Linked DNA regions of Mus musculus: region 1 is linked to region 2. The links are chromatin loops, found by intact Hi-C in ENCODE. Cell type or tissue: left cerebral cortex. All regions are shown on one strand. Links, peaks and the distances in the headings refer to the core of each region. The heading gives the core; the rest is flanking DNA. Region 1 holds the start of Gm7972 (predicted gene 7972). Region 2 holds the start of Mapk6 (mitogen-activated protein kinase 6).

Evidence for each region. Hi-C counts contacts between places; a loop is a spot of excess contacts. Peaks named below come from ENCODE experiments on the same cell type or tissue, not always from the same donor. Only the 100,000 strongest peaks of a DNase experiment are listed, where the experiment ranks them.
Region 1: a loop joins it to region 2, with 5 times the contacts of the local background. A loop is called at or near these places in 1 of 42 quality-filtered maps.

Annotation. Positions count from the first base shown.
Region 1 is chr9:75,463,785-75,469,159 of GRCm38, forward strand. Leo1 (Leo1, Paf1/RNA polymerase II complex component) reads left to right here. Exons shown (of 12, transcript NM_001039522.1): 12 at 2,410-2,648. The coding sequence ends at 2,514. Gm7972 (predicted gene 7972) reads left to right here and starts at 4,789. Exons shown (of 11, transcript NM_001373998.1): 1 at 4,789-4,899. LOC115487244 (a small nuclear RNA gene) reads right to left here and starts at 2,298; the gene lies at 2,187-2,298. In left cerebral cortex, for the core only: CTCF peaks have their summits at 3,062, 3,959 (motif pointing right) and 4,687 (motif pointing right); DNase peaks (open chromatin) are centred at 1,222, 2,266 and 3,352.
Region 2 is chr9:75,407,614-75,412,988 of GRCm38, forward strand. Mapk6 (mitogen-activated protein kinase 6) reads right to left here and starts at 2,403. Exons shown (of 6, transcript NM_015806.5): 1 at 2,250-2,403. It overlaps 4933433G15Rik (RIKEN cDNA 4933433G15 gene), which reads left to right and starts at 2,571. Exons shown (of 4, transcript NR_040719.1): 1 at 2,571-3,153; 2 at 4,095-4,251. In left cerebral cortex, for the core only: CTCF peaks have their summits at 2,390 and 2,589; DNase peaks (open chromatin) are centred at 473, 1,024, 1,573, 1,746 and 2 more places; H3K4me3 peaks cover 2,995 bases; H3K27ac peaks cover 3,009 bases.

The sequences.
Region 1 (5,375 bases), core at 267-5,266, 56 kb after region 2:
CCCATCCTTCCAGTTCTCATTTGCATGCCACGGGGCAAGGCAGCTGTCTTCCCTGAGTCTGTCCTTTTGCTGAGTGCCTTCTAACTGTATTGTAGTCAGTACTGTAGGATGTGGGGACATGGTGACCTTGAGACTGACAGGGACACTGCCTTTCTTTCCCCAGCCTAAATGGAGAGCAGTGTAAAAGGGGGGTGCGCCTTCCCCTTTGCTCACAGGGAACCCTGTAGAAACCCTGCTTCTCCCTTCAAAGGCAGTGAAATTCAGAGAGTGGGATTGCCTTGTTCTCTGTTCCCGGAGGGGGTTGGGCTAAGAAAAGGGGACACTGAGTTGAACTGATCAGATGGAGGCTGGAAAGTGAAGATGGGAAAGGTTTGTCGGAAGGGCCTGGCTCCCCTCTTCCCTCTTCTGCTCTCCTTTCTGAAACCCACTTCGTTGCTCTGCCTTGTGTCACAGCTGCCTGTGTCTGTAGGAACCCGTGTTCATGGCTGCATTATCAAGCTCTAGTTCAGTTTTGTTTTTATTGTTTCAGTATGTATGGCACAGGGGCATGTTTCAGCTGTGTTCAGTAAGACAGCTTTCTGCATGCTCGAAGTAAGGTCATCCTGACGGCTCCGTTGTAGTTCTGGGGCCCCCATGTTGCATGTAGTTTCTAGGGAATCAGTCGGTCTTGGCAGGCTTTCCACAGCTGCTCAACCCTGACAATGAGCTGGACCTGGCACTTCCTTAGGAGGCCCTGACCTTGGGCTGATGCTGTACCTTGTCTAAGAGCTTTTGGAAAAACCTTACACATTTTTAGAAGTACCATGCCAGTTCTTTCAGCCGCTCAGATCTAATGTCTACCATTAAAGAGTTTTAGAGCTAGACACCAAACAACCTGTTTATGTGCAGGCTGTAATGTGCAAGATTCTCCAGTGGGAAGAGAAGTCAGTGTTGCCTCTCTCGATGGGGGCCCAAGAGAAGGAGCTGGGTCTACTCTAGGCTGAGGAGTGGAAAGGAGGCGACTTGTCACATCCTGGAGGCATGATCCATCTTCCAGTATTCTTACAGAGTTTGCTTTACTGCCGCCAGCTCTTGTGAGGCCTCCAAACTTTGTTGAGCCCTGCTGTGGCACGCCCAGTCTATAGGAATACATTTGGGATAGAAAGGCAAGAAGTAAGTGCAGGGTGTTGCCTGTCTTCAGAGGCTCAGCCAAGGAGATCAGGAAATGAGTGTGCATGCCGCGTTGCATCTTGAAGCATTCTGCAGCCATCCCTGACTGTGTGTCCATGGAAGTTGGTCTTGTTCTGCTAGGGACCCAGTCCAAGGTCGCGCTCATCCTGCCAGCAGCCAGCCTCTGGTCTATGTAATCCAGCTTCTCATGTCTTTAACTCAGGGGTGTGTGTGTGTGTGTGTGTGTGTGTGTGTGTGTGTGTGTGTGTGTGTGTGTGTGACAGTTCTGAAGTGTCAGCCAGTGTCAAAGTTGTTGAGGGGGTGTTGACTTAAATGTGAAGCTGAATTCTGCCTGTCGAAACTGCTTCTCTAGAAAACCTCCTACATGATGTTGCTGTTAGAGGATTGTGCAAATGAATTTAATAGATTTAATAGAATTTAATAGATTCTCTGTGTAGATAGGCCTTTGATGTCTATAAATATTTTCTCAAAAACCTTTATGATTTTAATGTATCCAAACAAAAATTATTTTAAAAATTGATACTTACTAAAAAAAATAAATTTTAGATAGGGAACAGAAGTGGAATACTGAGAAAAGAGAGATTGTTGATTAAGTACCTGATCATGGAGAAAATGTTCCATCAGGACAAGTGAATCTTCATTTAAGAAACTGTGTGTGTGTGCGAGTGCGTGCGTGCGTGCTCGTGCTTCTTTGAGGGGGTCCTAACCTTTTCTAGGGCAGACCCCATAGCCCAGGTTGTTGTGGTTTTTTGTGTCTACAGTGGTTTCCCTGTACAAGATAATATGCTGGGCTTGAACTCTGCAAAGTTATCTTTTTATTTTATCACCATTTATTTATTTATTTTTACCACTTGTAGAGTTGGCTGGGCTGGAACTCACTCTGTAGACCAGGCTTGTTTGTACCTCACAGATATCCTCCTGCCTCTGTCCCAGCCTCCTGTATTTCCAAGTGCTGGAATCAAAGGCATGCCCCGCCATGCCCCGCACCGCCATGCCTCGCACTCTTTTTCTTTTTTAGAAATATGGAACACTTCACTACTTATGTGTCATCTTTGCCCAGGGACCAAGCTAATCTTGTCTGCAGCATTCCAATTTTAGTACACGTGCTGTTGCTGCTGAAACGAGCAACTGCAAGATATTTAAAGTTACTTTAGTAATGAGTCATTCAACTCAGCTATTTTGATAAACTTCCCTAGAAATGTTCTAACTTTCAGACTGTAAATGTTTTTATCTGTTCAGGAAGGTGAATCTTCTGGAAAGAGGAAAGCGGAAGACGATGACAAAGCGAATAAAAAGCATAAGAAGTATGTGATCAGTGATGAAGAAGAAGAAGAAGATGACTGAGCTACAAACTGTGAATGCGTTTTATATATTTATTGTACAGCTTGTCTATAAATACAATGTAAACATGAGTTATTTTGATTGAGATTAATTGATCTGTTTGTGAAATTTTGATTGTAATAAAACATTTAAGGCAAGTCCCTATGCTTAAGAAAACTGCTTTTCCCAGAAAAAAATTTAAAAAGCAAGCTGACTTTGCAGGCATTTTAGAGAGTCCAGGTTTGGTGGATTTCTTTGCTCTTTGCCAACCATTCTCTCATTCCACACAAAGATCCGTTTCCTAGGTCACCTTAAGAGGATCACAGGGTGGTTGGCTTCAAGCAGTAAAGCCTGGACTGGAGAGATGGCTCAGCAGTTAAAGAACGTTGAAAAGCAGTAGCGATGATTCTCCTCAGACTCGTGGGTAGTCTGTAGGACTGAAATTGAGGAGACTGTGTGGCCATACTCCTTCCCAAGGACCCTTCCTTCCTTTTCCTGAATTTGTTGGCTGTGGCAGTATGTCAACATAGCTTACTTTCTTGTACACTTTTGTGCCTCTCTACTGCACTCTGTTGGCAATAACAAAGAATCACTACTCCCAGGACCAAGTTAAATCCAGCATCACCTCATTTTAACTGATTATTTTTGCAGAAACCTATCCCAAATAAGGTCACGTATATTGTGTAGTTGTTGTTGTTGTTGTTTTTTTAATAACATGATCCATGCTAAACCAGCTATACACCAGCAACAGCAGTCTTGCCCACCCCCCATGGCTCCCATGGCCAACTTGCTGCCAAGCTGCTCACACTTCCCAAGCCATCCACCCACTGTGACTTGCCTGCAGAAAGCCAGCTACCACTCACTCAGCTCCCCTTAGCCCAGTAAAATGATAACACTAGAGACTTGTAATAACCACCCACATTTATAATGGTAAATCTCCAAACCCAAAATGCCCACACAGAAAATAACAAAACTCAATTGATATAAATACAAGCTGCATACCTAGATCGGGCAAATGTACCCTACACTGCTTATCGCCCAACTATGAAATCCCTGGCTACCTGCAGCTTCTCCAGACCATTTGGCTCAGCTCCATCCTCTTCTGGTTCTATCTTGTCTCTCTCCTGCCTCCTGTCTCTTCCTTTTCCCCCCTCTCTAAAACTTACAGCTTTAGCCTTTATTTTACCAGTTAAAAAATGGGGAGAAGGTTCCCATAAAGTCACCCCAGTATGTCCTCATCCAAGGCAGCCCCTCAGGGGGAAACAGAATTAGCATCAAAATACAAACAGCACAAGGGCAATCTACAATAGTCACACTCTCAGATTCTGTGTGGATATGAATTCATGTGTAGGGTTACAATTCAACATGCTTGAATAATTACACTAAGTCATATATACTTTTTTTAAAAAAGATTTTATTTTTAAAGATTTACTTATTCATGTATATGAGTGTTCTATCTTCGTGTATACTTGTGTGCCAGAAGAGGGCACCAGATCCCATTCAAATGGATGTGAGCCACCATGTGGTTGCTGGGAATTTAGCTCAGGACCTCTGGAAGAGCAGCCGGTGCTCTTAACCACTGAGCCATCTCTCCAGCCCTAGCCCTATACTTTTAAAAAATACATGTAAAATGAACAAAACATAAAAAAGTGAAACATTTTTATTTATGTGTGTTTGTGTATATGTACCGTGGGGGAGGGGGGCACCTGAGATGGCCAGAAGGGGGCGTAAGATCCCCTAGAGCAGGAGTTACAGGTGGTTGTGAGATGTCTGACATGGGTCCTGGGAACGGAACTTGGGTCCTCTGCAGGAGCCGCATACGCACTTAACGACAGGGGCCGTCTCTCCAGCCACTAATTTTAATCTTTAAAAGTATGGTAACCTTTTTCCTTTTTAAAGAAAAAGTCCTGACTAACCATCCCACCCCTTTTCTTAACTTAGAATTTAAGTTCCCGTGTATTTTGTGGGTGAGCTGAAAGGTTTAAGAGCCCTTCTGTTGCCTCCATCCTTTCCAAGGCAACGTGTGTGTGTGTGTGTGTGTGTGTGTGTGTGTGTGTCTGTGTGTGTGTTCCCTTACAAGTAGACACTTGTGTGTCCGTTGTCAACCTCTGCCTCTAAGCCGATCGATCGAGTTTTGTGATGCTGTGTTCATCTTTGCCAGCCAGCCTGTTGGGGGCGCTCTAGGGCGACTTGGGGGCTGGCTAGCAGAGTGGGGTTAGCTCCTTCCTGTTTGCTCCTGGGCCCGTCAGGGGACTTCCTGTTCGAGTTTCTGTGAGGGCTCCGCCAGCAGTTCAGGTCAGGAGTTGCAGTTCCTTCCCACAGCAGCCGAGTCCCCTGTGAAGCCAGACAAGCAGAGGCAACCGCAGTGTCCCCCGAGTCTCCAGGCCAGTGGACGGCTGCTCTCCTCAGGTACGAGGGGTTTTTCTGGGAATGTCTGTTCTTTTCTGAGACATTGTCACTTTGTAGTCCTCACAGGCTGGTTACCCTAGAGGGTCTCCTGCCTCAGCCCCCCAGGCTTTGGGGTTGCAGACCTGTCCTGGCTCGCGGGGCCACTTTCTTGAGGAATTTTAAGTTTGTTTGTTTAGGGTGGGGAAGGTTTTTTTTGTTTTTGTTTTAAAATTTTGCTTTATTTTTTTATTTGTTTTTTTTTTTTTTTTTTTTTTTTTTTTGAGACAGGGTTTCTCTGGGTAGCCTTGGCTGTCTTAGAACTTGCACTGTAGACCAGGCCAGCCTTAAACTCACAAGAGATCTGCCTGCTTCCAGGCTGTTAGTTAAAAAAAAAAATTTTTTTTTTTTGAGACCACGTCTTATTCTGTAGCCTCGGATAGCTTCTAACTCACAGTACTGCTGTTTCTGTCTCCCAAATACTGGGATTACAGGTGTGA
Region 2 (5,375 bases), core at 232-5,231:
TAGCCAATTTCCACCAAGACTATAATGTACTGTCTGTCCATATATAACTTCCTAAAAAAATCTCTCTTACTAGCAGCCAAAGACCTGTTATTATCAAACATTTAATTTCAGCAACTAAACAGCAATTGACTTTATCTTTTCTCTCAACAAATGTTACACAATTGTACCTGCAGGGTACTGGATATCCTTTTAAGAGCCAATTTAAGAAGCCATTAGTTTTTTTGTTTTTTGACACTATCCTTCGGAGAAAAAGAGATTTCTGATATGGACAGAAACACTTTAGCCTATCATTTAAAAAAAAAAAAAAAAGCCACGTAGTAGTGGCGGCAGTGGGCAGGGTGAGTCATCACCCAACTCCAAAGTTGCAGCCTTCCTTCTGTGCCTCCTCCCACTGGACCCCAGGCCCTTCCCCGGGTCCCCTGAGTCAGCAGGCCTGCGAGGTTGTGAGTTCTTAGTTCTCACATCCTCCGGGAACTTACATAAAATGCTGCAGCGCTCTCGGCACTTACACTTGTCTTTAAAACCGTTGTCTTTTCTACTGAGAAACTAAATGTTCCGCAAGCCAGTCCTCCCCAGAATCTTTTTTAATCGCAAAAAGTGGGCAGGCTACTTTAATCCTCTCCTGCAAATGACTAAACTGCAAAATATCCTCATATAGAAAGCTGACTTTAAACAATGTTTCATTTTCCCAGGGTCTTTTTTTTTTTTTTTTCAGGAACAGTAATACTGAAGCGATAGAACTGTCTGCTCAAATCTGACAAGCTTCCGAGATGACAATTATTAATTGGGACATCAGTAAAGCAAGATTTATGATGTAATTACATTAATACAACATATATTTTTGTTAAAGCAGCTTACAAACAGGTTTTTAACAACTACAAGCTAAAGATATGTTTCTTCCACTCAATTCAAAATTATTTCCAAACACTAAAATCTGTCATTTCTAGAAACTCTCAAGCTGGGGACAATGGTGCACACGTGTTAAACCCAGCAGGAAGCCGAGGCAGGAGAATCGTTACTCAAAGCCTAGCTGGGACTACGTGGCGACTGTCTCTGCAACCAACAAAATCCCTTTGAGGACTGGACCCTGGTTAGACCCCACATTCTTCTCAAATTCTTTCCAACGCAGTTCTCCAACGTTAAAGAGACAGAACGTCAAAACCCAGAATTTTACCAAAATAAAAACGCTAGAATAATCAACAATTTATTCTGAAGCTAGCTGCTCTTCGTTTGATGGCCTGAGAACGTTTTTATTTCCCCCTCTGACAATCATCTATCTGTATCCATAAAAAGTTAATACTGCCTCCGGACTCTTAGCAACGAACACGAACTGTTTAGATACTGTAAAGAGACCTAACTCCCCTTTACCAAGTCCCTGCGCTCCATCTTTCCTACTTTCAAGTCAAAGAAAGGTAAAACACGAAAGCGATCTAAAGGAGCTTGCTGCACGCAGCTTCCCCAAGGCACCTGAGCCGGAGAGCCAAAGCCAGGCAGGAACAAAAGGCGGCCGAAAGCCCTCCACTCCTCACAACTCCCAAGTCCGATCATAACAAGCTCCAAGTGAGGAGGCCTGTAACCGGTAACGTACGTTTTCATCAGGGTGTTTTTCCGGATCACACCTTAACGTCCGGAAAGGTGTCAGGAGCCCTGTCTCAGGCCGGTCCCCGGCACCTCGTGGACCGCCAGGCACAAACTTGGGCGGACTTAGGGGCAGGAGCAGAGCGCTACGCAACGTGCCGGAGACTTTGCCCGGCCGGAGTCAGCTGAGGCCGAGTCACCCGGGCAGGCTGGGGAGGGGAGGAGACAGGAGAGCTTGAGGGAGGCAGCGAGCCAGGAAGGCAAGCCTCCACCGCCTCAAGCGCTCCTGGACCACCGCCCTCGCCTGCGCGTTGGCGGGGACTCGAACCCGCGGAACCGGGCGCGGGCGGCGGGGACTCGAACCCGCGAAGCGCAGCCCGGTGCAGGCGGCGGGGGCCCGCCAGCTATGCCTGCGGCCGGCTGCCCGGCGAGGGGCGTGCCGGGTGGGAGGGGCGCGCCGGCCGCGCCGCCAGCCCCACGCGGGGACCTGGCCCTCGCAGCCGGCCGCGCCGCCCGGGCTGAGCGGGCACACGGAACAAAAGCGTCTTTGTTGAGCGGCGGCCGCCCGGAGGGTCACACACAATGGACGCGGGAGCCGGCGCCGCCGCCGGGCCCTCTGCCGCTCCCTCCCGCGCCGGCCCGCACCCGGCCACACACACATACACACTCACGGGACTTCTCCGACTCATCGACAGAGTGCAGGGCCCGCGGACAGCCCTCAAGGTCGGCTCAGGTCTCCGGCTGTGCTGGCGGCAGCGGCGTTTCCGAGGCTCTCGCTTTGCCGCAGTCGCCGCCATGTAACCCCGACCCGCCAGAGAGGGCGCGGAGAGAAGGCGGGGCCTCGCAGAGGCACGCCCCCTCACGTCACAGGCTCACTCCACGGCGGCCCCGCCCCCGCCAGCCGGGGAGCCGCACGCGCCGGAATTTCCAACGCCCGTGACTGCGCGCGCCGCGGGGGCGGTCGGAGCTGCACGCGGCCTGCTGGCGGGTACACCCCGGCCTCAGCTGAACCACCGCCCAGAGTGTCGTACCAAGTGACCCGACAGGGCGAGCGTCTGAACGGCTGCTGGGTCCCGTGCTGTCGGGAGGAAGTGGGCGAAGGCGAATATGCTAGGCCAGATTGTTGAGCAGATAAGCTCAGGGTGGTGTTGGGAAGGCCCCTGGGATCGGTCCCCGGGGTCCGTTGGCTGCTTCTAGAAGCATCCGCGGTAACCAGGGAGGTGAATGAGTGAGGGGTCCTGGGAAAACTGAGCAAAAGCTCAGTCAGCAGGGTGGCTGGCTTGTTGAGATCGCTGAGACCAGCCAGAGTTTGACATAGGCGTGCTGAGAAAGGTAGATAGCTGCCCTTCCAGTGCTTAGATGAAATTTAAGTATTTAGGAACTTAGATATAAAAAGCACAGGGTTTGCCTGGGAGTAGTGGCACATGAGTTAACTAGTCTATGTAGTGCCAGGACAGCCTATGCTATATAATAGACCCTGTCTCAAAAGGCTGGGAGAGCTTGTTGTTGTACCCCTGTGATCCCTGTCTTGGAGACCAGAAGGATTAGAAGATACAGTTAATCCTTGGCTGCATAGTGAGTTCAAAGCCAGCCCAGACTACTGAGACCCCGCCTCACAAAAAAGAAAAATGAGAGGTTCGGTTAGCCCTTTCTATCAGTGGTAATTGACCATCCTAAAGAAAATATGGCCACTGCAGTCCATGATCCACTGTAAGCAGCAAACCCCTTTCAGAGATGACACAGTCACTTGAAGTTAAGAGCTTGAGAGGAGCTTCAATGTTTCCTAATACAGAGATACATTAAAATATATGCTTTGTGAGACAGCATCTCTCTATAACTCAGCCTGCCCTAGCACACCTAATCTCCCTGCCTTAGCTTCCCCAGAGCTTGGATTATAGGCTTAGGCAGCTGAGCCCAGCTCTATTATATTTAAAGCAATACCATCTGAATACCAGGAGAAGAGCAGTAATGCCTACAGAAAGCGAGATTTACAGCTGTTGAGTGCAGCCGGCACTGTGAAGTTCTGCTCCACCGACCCACTCTGTCCTCCCTCTAGTTCCTCCTGATGGACTCTGGGACCTCCATCTTCCTCTAATGGCTGGACCCCCCGGGGTGGTGGTGGTGGTGAGCATAAATAGCAAGCCGTATGCTTTCTCTCAGAAAGTTTATAATGCATCTCTGCTGACTTCCATTAAAGCCAGCCATATTGCTTTATAGGAGTCAAAGGAGTCCACGATGTTAAGTGTTTGTGGAATCTTAAAAGAGAGGTCAGGGTGAGCTAGGTACAAAATTTTGGAGATTTGGTTTATGATAGGCCTTTCATCAAGGGGTCTTGACTGGGACTGAGTGGTGTGACAGTTTAGGATGGGAAAGGGAAGAGTTTTGAAAGAAGTCTAGGAGAATTTAATGTTGGATAAGCCCAGAATCTTGCTGGGGGCGGGGGGTGGGGGGAGGGGGGGTGGAAGGCGAGTTTACCCTGATGAGTTTAGTCACTTATGTGTTCTTTCCAAAAATAGGCTTTGAGGAAGTCCCTGCCTGAAAGCGCGATAAGGTATTTGCAAATTCATCTTCCTGGATGAGAATTTCTTGAAGTCGGTCATGCGTATAAACCAAGTGTGGTAGTGAACGCTTGTCATCCCAGCATTCTGCAGGCTGAGACAGGAGAATCTTGAGGTGAGGTCAGCCCTTGGGGTTCCAAAGCAGGCAAGCAATCAAGCAAAAAATGAGAGACAGCAGCAGGGAGTGCGAATGACCACATTTCATTATATACGTGTATGAAATTGCCAAGGAATTTTTAGGAAGAAAAAGGTCATGTTTGTATGCACAGCTGAATTTTGTTCATGGTAATACAGCTAGGCTAGATTTTTAATCCTATTGTATGAGCATAAACATGAGTGGAGGCCACTTCCCCTAACATTTGGTTTATTTGGAAGGGGGTTGTTTTGAAAGACGTCTGTCTGTGCAGCCCCAACTGGCCTCAAGTTCACGCTCATCCTGCCTCAGTCTCCCCAATGCTCCACACCCAGCTTCTCCAAGTCGTTTTTGAAGCTGTATATGACAATTATTTAATGAGTAGGCCAATCATTTGTGTGGGTCATGACCAACAAATTTCATTACCCAGAAAAACAACCTGAATAAGAGACCATCCCCTATAAACAGGAAGGGCAACAGGGAAGCTTGCAGCTTTGTCCTACATTATAGCAAATCAAAATGCCACCAGATACAAACCAGGCCATTATTCTATGTAGTACTAAGAATGATAAAACCAGGGCTTGGGAAAAGAGAGATGACTCAGTAGCAAAAAGCAGAGTCAATTCCCAGCATCCACGTGGCAGCCCACAGCCATCCATAGCTCTAGTTCCAAGATATCCAACACCCTCCTCAGGTACATGGTGCTGTGCAGACATCCGTGCAGACAGAATACCCATGTACATTTTTTAAAAATCTCACCAGGTGGTAGTGGTACACTCCTTAATTCCCAGCACTTGGGACGCAGAGGTGAGCAGATCTCTTTTCGGGTTTAAGCAGTCTAGTCTACAGAGTGAGTTCCAGACAGCCAGTGCTACACAGTGAGACCCTGCCTCAAAGAAGCAATAAATCTTATCATAATGTCTCATTGCTATGTTCTGATTTCAGAGCTGTCGAAATGAACACAGCATTGAAGTATAGGACATTGGATCACAGTGTGAAATGAATTTGGTTTTTGCTTGTTATTGCTAGGAGAGTTTGAAGGTTGTGGAAGTGTGCAGGAGAGGCTGAACATGGCTGAAGGTGGCAGACTCTGAGCACTTTCTGAG